2 separate regions of the Homo sapiens genome follow, and region 1 is linked to region 2. Evidence: chromatin loops called from intact Hi-C (ENCODE). Cell type or tissue: heart right ventricle. All regions are shown on one strand. Links, peaks and the distances in the headings refer to the core of each region. The heading gives the core; the rest is flanking DNA. Region 1 overlaps CCDC50 (coiled-coil domain containing 50). Region 2 overlaps OSTN (osteocrin).

Region 1 (4,403 bases), core at 336-4,335, 130 kb after region 2:
TTTGTTTTTGTATTTTCGATATCATAGGCTACCCAGGTGGACATGAGAGCCGCTCAAGTAGCTCAAGATGAAGTAAGTTAATGAGTTTAGCTGATATTCTTTGGAAATATCCTAGTATATTTCTATCTGCACCTCTGCAGTTAATGATATTGACTGTATTTTGTTTAGGAAATCGCTCGACTTCTAATGGCTGAAGAAAAGAAAGCTTACAAAAAAGCCAAGGAGCGGGAGAAATCATCTTTGGACAAAAGAAAGCAAGACCCCGAGTGGAAGGTAGAGTGTGTTTTGTTTGTTTTCTAATTAGAAATAAAATTAGAAATGAAAAGGGGACTCTGCTTTTGAGTTAAGCTCTGCAAATATATTTAGGATATATGAATATATAAATTATCTGTATTGCATATGTGAATCTGATCTGTGAAGATTCCATCACCATGAAAAATCACTGAATTTTGGAACATATGTAAAAAGTTACTGCTAAGATTGAAAACTCATTCTGTTCCCTTTAAGACGGAGTGAAATGCAAGTGCTTCTGGTCATGAACAGTCTTAGTTTTCATATACAGTACTTTGATTATAGAAGAATATAGCATTTTCACATGCTTTCATATTTTCCACAATGAACTTCTCTTCCCGTCTCTACTTTCTTTGTGCTTACATTATCTTTCATCTCTATCATGTATCCGTTTCTCTTTCCTTTGATGTAACATGGTTTGTGGCAGACTGAAAGATACATACTTATCACCAACAATTATTATTTATGTCACAGTGCAAGACCTATCTAGCGTGAGTTTGGACGGTTATCTTTCCCCTCGTTGATCAGAAATTGTAGACAAAATAAGCAGTTACTGCAATTCATTTTGCTGCGGTAATTGTGAGTTCCAGCTTAGCAGACTTTATTCATCAGTGACAGCGCGTAAGACAACACTTTGGACCTCCATGGAAAGACAAAGACATTTTTCCTGATAGTAGTGTATAATGTAGAGAGGAAGACAAAGTGTAGACAGCTAACAAATAGAAGGTTAAGCTAGGTGGAAAAAGAGCAGAGGAATAGGGAGAGAATTCGTACAATACAGGGTTTTTAGGGAGGGAGTTTAGGCCCAGAAGAATGAAACCTAGGTTGTGTATTCCTTACACAGTTGGTGTTTAGCGCTGGTCTCTCTTGAACAAATTCCTCCATTGGGTTTCTGGTCCCACCTCACAGTCTCAGTAATGGTTGTGAGGAAAAAGGTGTAGAAACCCTGCTAATAGTATTGCTGTACTCTTTCCTGTTGCTCAGTTACCCACGAGTTAGTCTCAAAACAATGAATGTATTATTCTCATATTAATTATGTATATTTAGCTCTCTCTTAACTAACTCAGTAATTCAAGATTTTTTCTAATATACTGTTTTAGTCAAGGATTCCCAAATACTTTTGTTAAATAAATTAAGCCACAAATAATTACCCAGGAGTTTCTCAGATTCTTTGCTACCTTAACTAGGAAAGGGTAAGTATTTAAGGATTAGGAATCAAGCGTGTCAGAAGGCAATGGCCACATCTCTAGCAGGTATCATCATGACTTCTGTAATTTTTATTTTATAACTGGTACTGATACAGTTCCTCTCTTGGAAAAGTTGACTTGAATGTGCCTTAGTTTACTGGCTGGAAATCAGCCTAAGACATGTGTGCGGAAATAAGTTTGAGTGCACAAACCTGGATTCCGTAGACTCTGGGCGTGCACTGGTTCTTGGCAATTACTGTGTAGCTATTATGTTAATAATCAGTGGCCAAGCACACCCATCTAGGGAAGCATGTTCCTGTGTGTTCAGCCCATTCCTCTGGCTGCTCTAAGGCTTTCAGATGAGTGGGCTAAATTACACCTTCCATGTAAGCCCAAAGCCTACCTTTGCAGCTATAAATTTTCTACCTCTGGAGTGGCCATATATAAAAATATTTTATGTTCCTCAATTAAATATAATTAATCTGAAATTACTAAGGAAGAGCTTGGCATGATAAACATACGTTAAACTTAATCTTTCCCTTTGTTTGATGATTCTGGATTGTATGTGTGTGTTATTTTTGTTTGTTTGTTTGTATTTTTGTCCATAGCCAAAAACAGCTAAAGCAGCAAATTCCAAGTCAAAAGAGAGTGATGAACCTCACCATTCTAAGAATGAAAGGCCAGCACGGTAAGCTGACACCTGAAAAGAAAAATGAGGAAGTTGACTTTGGGGTGAATAAGGAGATTTCAGTTCCCTAAGAAGAGTGTATGTTTTTTGGAGAGGAGATCCAAAAATCTGCATTTGTAAGGTAGTGTCAAGACATTCAGGGTTATTTTTAGAACTTTATTTCCACTCTTAAATTGAGTTGTGTACATCAAATCAGAATTTTACAATAGTTGGGGTGGATAAGGAAGAATGTACTTTTTGTTAGGACTGATTCTTACCTCTGCATTCACTGAATTTATGCTTTCAGCTTGGGGAATGAGAGTGATTTTTTTTCCTAAATAAAATTTCGAGTTTTAAATATTTACCGGGTTTCATAGCCACACTGATGTGTGCATGCCATTTGCACATGCTCAAACTCATTTCTTTCTGAGTCTCAGTGTCCTTGACAAAATCTTGAATCCTTGCAGACTGTCTAAATCCCACTCAACAAATAGCTGTGGCTATGGTGTACATACTTTCTGATTTATCTCAAACAGTCGTGCATAATAGTTATGGAGCAGCTGCTGTCTTTCTGCCTCAAGTTGTCAACATTTAAGTCTCTGGGGAAGTAACCTCTTTTTTTTTTTAATTGCTTTTTGTTGCCTTTCGAAAGAAAACATGATTGGAATGTGAAGAAAAAGATACTAAAAACAAGACAAAAAAGTAACACTAAGTTTAAAATTTTGAAAACTCTGAATTATTCAAATTTGAATTTTATTCTTATTTGTTAATTCTTGAAACATAACGCTTATTTCATTGAATAATTGACACTGTTGTTGCTACTCATGCCCACACTGAAGCTCCTAGACTTGTTTCCTTCAAGTGAATGTATTTAGTGTCCTTAAAAAGTAATCCTCTATTTTAAAACTCATTTGCTTTCAGAAGATAATCTTTCAGAAAATTACATTGGGTTTGTATTGCTCTGAGAAGAATAGTGGCATATTCTGTCTAGTTATATAAAATCTTTCTGTTGTAGCTTTTGGTTAAGCACATGCCAAACATTTTCTTAGAACTCTATAGGTTAGTACATTCCCAAAGTATCCAAGTAAAAGAAGCAGCAGCTAATCTGTTCTTAGTAAGTAAATACATCTGGATTATTATCCTTTTTTTAGTCAAATGAATTTAAATCATCTTTAGGCTTAATTCTGCAGTCTTCAGATCCTTGGCCTCTTTAGAATACTAATACCATTGACAGCATATATGATGGAACAGTACTGGATGATTTCTTAAGAAAGTTTATTAAAGTCTGAAAACAAGTTTTTGGAATATAATAGATACTTTAGAAATATTTGGCATACTGAAAGAGTGAATAATCAAATGATCCTGTATTAAAAATGGCTATTATAAATGAATGAAAAGTGACTTAGGGCTAGTAGAATAGAAATTTTTGTTTTTACCTTAGAGGAACATTTGTCTTTAAATGTCATTTTAGCAGGATTGTATATATGACCAAAAAAATGAGGAATTTTATGAAACCTGTATTTTCATAGTTAAAAGATAAAGCTTATATATCTTGCATATGTAGATACCTTGCACAACTAATATCAGAATGTATACTTTCTGGTTAGAATCTGGTTTTCCTCTTTCACATTTAATCATGATGGAAAAGTTTAGCTATACAGAAATATTTGGTTTCAAGGATTGAAAAACATGGCACTTCCTAGGTCAAGATGTTTATTACTGAAGTGTAGTAATAGTAGTAGTGAGACACAAATTCTTATGTAGAGCTTGTAATACTTATGGTTAGAAATCCAATTTCTTTGTCTGTTACAGAATTTTCTACTCTTCGTGTATGTGTGTTTAACTTTTGTTGTTATTTTTCAAAAATTGCCATTTTTATTTTAGATTCTGGGGATACATGTGTAGGTTTTTTTTACAAGGGTATATTGTGTGGTACTGAGGTTTGTACTTTTATTGATCTTGTCACCCAGATAGTGAACAGAGTACCCAGTAGGAAGTTTCTCAGCCCTTGCCTCCCTCCCTCCTTTTGGTGTTCCCAGTGTCTATTATTCACATCTTTAAGTCCATGTGAACCCAGGATTTAGTTCCCACTTATAAGTGAGAACATACAATATTTAGTTTTCTGTTTCTGTGTTAATTCACATAGGATAATGCCCTCCAGAGGCATCCCTGTTGCAGCAAATGATATGATTTCATTCTTTTTTGTGGCTGTGTAGTAGTCTATAGTGTATATGTACCACATTTTCTTTAATTAACTG
Region 2 (4,403 bases), core at 227-4,226:
AACAAAAATAATCAGCAATGTTCAAACAAAAAAAGTCATTAAAATGATTTCGGTTTTCTGTTACTTTTAGCCAATGTAATTAACTCTTCTTCTGCTTGATGTTGCGTTAGCAGTTGCCATGAATGCATCAGCTTTTTAATTAGAGTCCTAAAAATTTTGTGATTTTTACCTAATCAAATTGTATAATCTCCAAAGTTATTAGAAACCTGTACTTAAGAGTACTTACAAAAGTACTTTCCATGAATTTCCAGAAAGAAGCAAACTTTGGATTGTGGCTGATTATAAACCACCTTTTAAGAAGAGTCAGAGTAAAATAATAATTGTCTGTGTATGACAAAAGTCTTAGACTGGCATGGTTAAAGAAAATTGACAAGAAAAATCAGTTATTTCTATAGCATATAACAATTTAACATAATAATTATAATTAAATACTACTGATAACATATGCTAAAACATATCAGAATTTCAGGAACCTCATACAATTTTAGAACACATCTTAATAACACACTTATATAAATATAATGCAAAGTAAAACACATTTCAGACTTGACAATGCTTCCTGTATAATTTGAACATGCCAAATAAGCTGTATATGTTTTTCTTGGACTTCCACGGGCTGTAATATTTAAAAAGGTAGTTGAGGTAAAAAAGACTGAATTTAGCATTTGAATTTTGATTTTGGAAAGTTTATCAAACATCAAAAGTTTAAAATCCTTGATATCACAAAATAAGATCACAGGTCTCTGTAAAATAAGACATTCATTTAGCCAAAATAATAATTCAGAGATTTCAAAAAGCATAGAGAGAAGACTCAGTTTCTTAAACAATCATAAGGTCTAATAAAGACAGCATGAGGCAAACTGAAACTGTCTCTCCCCCTCTCTCCTCCTTTTTTTTTTTTTGCAGCTTAGTCAAACAGCAAATAAAATTTTTTACTACCTCTTATTAATACTATATTAAAAGATTATTCAAAAGAGAAAACCAAATTTTACCTTTGTATTCATGTATTATTAATGCTAAAGCTAATTTTAATAAGTTTATAAACAAATCCATACAATTTCAGTTTTATAACCTCTTACAATTTTTAAAATTTCTTCAATTTAAAACAATCCTTAAAACCTCTAAACTAGACAAAATTACTTTCACTTTAACAAAAACCAAGGTTGGGTGTTGTGGCTCAAGCCTGTAATCCTAGCACTTTTGGAGGCCAAGGCAAGAGGACCACTTTGAGCCCAGAAATTTGAAACGAGCCTTGGCAACAAAGGGGCACCCCATCTGTACAAAAAAGTTTTTTTAAATTAGTCAAGCATTGTGGTGCAAGCCTGTAGTCCCAGCTACTTGGGAGGCTGAGTTGGAAGGATCACTTGATCCTGAGAGGTCAAGGCTGCAACGAGCCATGATCACACCACTGCACTCCAGCCTGGGTGACAGAGCAAAACCCTCTCTCAAAAAAAAAAAAAAAAAAAAAAAAGACCATAGACACACAAATTTACATGCCTTTTTATAATCCTTCTTACCAAAAACATACTCTACTTCCTTACACACTTTGCATATTTTTTCTCTTATATCTAGTAGTTTTGACTACATATAGTTATTATAGTGTTAATAATTAGTAACTTTTATTTTAGTAAAAAATCTAGGAAGTAGGTAATTTTAATTACATATCAGATGCAGAGCCCAGGACAAAAGACAATGCCTGGAGAATCTAATTTCTCACAGCATCTCCCAGCAGGGGAGGCATAACTGGGATAGGAGAGAATCTAATCTCCCAGCAGGGGAGGCATAACTGGGATAGGAAAGATGGACCAGGTGTTATCCCCCACCCTCATCATGGGCATCTGTCTAGACCTCTGAATCGAAAGGCTGTAATCAAGATACACAGACTCGGAAACAAATTAATCAAGTATCAAAAATATCAAGCAACAATTTTTTGGCCATAAACCTGCCTGATCAATAGACTCAGACAAAAATGTCTACATTAAAATTTTGAAGACATTTTAATATTATTTTACCAATAATTTTAAAACTATCTTTATTTCTCAAAGATTGCTAAAATCACATGAACTTGAAAAGCATTTGGTCTTAATTTATGAGTACTCATTTATTTTTAAATTAATGTGGTACCATGTGTAGACAATATTAAACATGTATAGCTATAAATACATATATACATATACATGTATGTATAGAGAGACACAAGGTATAGCATACACATCTGCACATGAAGACTTTATTGTTTTGATTTTAGAATTTTAGCCATAAGACAGGTAAAACTCACTAGTCTAAAAAGACAGATTGAAACTATGCCTTTGTAAATGGAAAAATTTAAGGCTTATCTGGAGTACCCCTTCTGAGTTTCAGAGAAAACAGGTAGCAAATTTATATCTCAAAGCACAGAGAGAATTTGATTTTTCAAGAAGCTTGAGTAGTCAAAGGAAGATTAAAAATGAATGCCAAGATTCCTTAGGAATTAACCGTAAGATTGCATAAGGAGAGCAATCTCATTTAGATAGGTAGCTTTTAATTCAGTCTGTGTTTTTCAAGTGGACCACTGAGGTCAGGACAGAACTCATTAAGGAACAAGGCTAACAAAGTATTTTTAGTTTATAGGGCCTAATAATTTAAATATGAAAAAAGTGGATGCAGTTAAAAGGCAAAGCATTTAGATGTTTAAAAAGCAAGGGTTTCTGAGAGTTGAACAATGAGAACACATGGACACAGGGAGGGGAACATCACATACCAGGGCCTGTCGGGGCGTAGGAGGCAAGGGGAGGGATAGCATTAAGAGAAACACCAAATGCACGCGGGGTTTAAAACCTAGATGACGGGTTGATGGGTGCAGCAAATCACCAGGGCACATGTATAGCTATGTAACAAGCCTGCACGTTCTGCACATGTATTCCAGGACTTAAAGTATAATTAAAAAAAAAAAAAAATCAAGGCTTTCACTGAATCCCAGGTACCCCCAAAAGAGGAAAGCACCATGGAAACCAGGCCACACACTTTGGTCACTTTGCCGCAAATACATTTTTCTGGGTGTTTAAACCGCACCGTTGTTCATCTAATGTGCAAATGAGTAGCCCCCTGTAGTAACAAGCATTTATTGGAAACAACTATAGTTGGCCATGTCTAACACTGTTACTCTTGCCTAGCCATTACATACACTAAGGTCAAGTCTCTCATAATACCAAATAATTTCTGGTCAAAAGCCAAAGTGATCAGGTAACACAATACAAAAGAGAGCAGAGTTTTAGACCTCACAGGAGGTTGCCTACGACGCTTAAAACTGCAAGGAAAGAAGACTCCCAGAAAGGAGTAAGAGTACTCTGAGTTACCTTCTTCTGAGTCCCTTAAGGAGTGTGAGCTGTTAGAAGTCTTTTCTAGACCTTTTCCTGTGGTACCAAAAATGGCAAAGAGGAAGGAGAAGCAGGGAGAAGTGAAAGTAAACGGGAAAACAATCTGTTTTTTTTTTTTGAGACAGACTCTTGCTTTGTCGCCCAGACTGGAATGCAGTAGCACCGTCTCAGCTCACTGCAACCTCCGCCTCCCAGATCCAAGAAATTCTTCTGCCTCAGCCTCCCGAGTAGCCAGGAGCTACGCCCCCTGGCTACTTTTTGTAGCCCCCAGCTAATTTTTGTATTTTTAGTAGAGACAGGGTTTCACCATATTGACCAGGCTGGCCTCGAACTCGTGACATCATGATCCACCCGCCTTGGCCTCCCGAAGTGCTGGGATTACAGGCGTGAGCCACCTTGCCTGGATTTTTTTTTTTAACCAAAATACACTCCCTGGTAAAATTAATAAGCCTTAACCAAGGTTCTGACTTAACCAAGGATGTATGAGGTGTCTCCAAAGAAATAAATGACCACCTCCAAAAAGTCAAAAGTCACACAGATGTCAAACCAACAGGGCCCCCTGACTGGGTATCAAAGCCAGGCGTTGATGCTGAAAGCATGGACTTTTAACTATTAGACCACAAGGCAGGATGGCTTTTATTGTTATTCCCTCAGGCAATCTCTTACAAAGGATTTTAAATGTTTTAGGTCAAATTTTTGCCCTTTAATTTAGTCAAGAGAATTTTGAAAGCTAGCTATGACCCTATTATGTATCCTTCTTTTTTTTTTTTTTTTTTCTTGAGACAGAGTCTCACTCTGTCACCAGGCTGGAGCGCAGTGGTACAATCTCGACTTACTGCAACCTCCACCTCCCCGGTTCAAGTGATTCTCCTGCCTCAGCCTCCGGGGTAGCTGGGACTACAGGCACACACCATGCCCGGCTAACTTTTGTATTTTTAGTAGAGATGGGGTTTCACCATGTAGGCCAGGATGGTCTCGATCTCTTGACCTCATGATCCGCCACCTCACCCTCCCAAAGTGCTGGGATTACAGGGGAGAGCCACAGTG

What was found. Peaks named below come from ENCODE experiments on the same cell type or tissue, not always from the same donor. Only the 100,000 strongest peaks of a DNase experiment are listed, where the experiment ranks them.
Region 1: it touches region 2 in a loop (3-fold over the local background); 59 of 110 quality-filtered maps call a loop at or near these places.

The regions. Positions count from the first base shown.
Region 1 is chr3:191,380,660-191,385,062 of GRCh38, forward strand. CCDC50 (coiled-coil domain containing 50) reads left to right here. Exons shown (of 12, transcript NM_178335.3): 8 at 28-72; 9 at 169-273; 10 at 2,087-2,166. Among named protein-coding and RNA genes, the nearest start is that of PYDC2-AS1, 43 kb to the right of the region's middle. In heart right ventricle, for the core only: no CTCF peak of the experiment used is centred there; no DNase peak of the experiment used is centred there; H3K27ac peaks cover 1,350 bases.
Region 2 is chr3:191,255,739-191,260,141 of GRCh38, forward strand. The region is part of intron 4 of OSTN (osteocrin); the gene reads left to right. Among named protein-coding and RNA genes, the nearest start is that of OSTN-AS1, 23 kb to the left of the region's middle. In heart right ventricle, for the core only: no CTCF peak of the experiment used is centred there; no DNase peak of the experiment used is centred there; H3K27ac peaks cover 684 bases.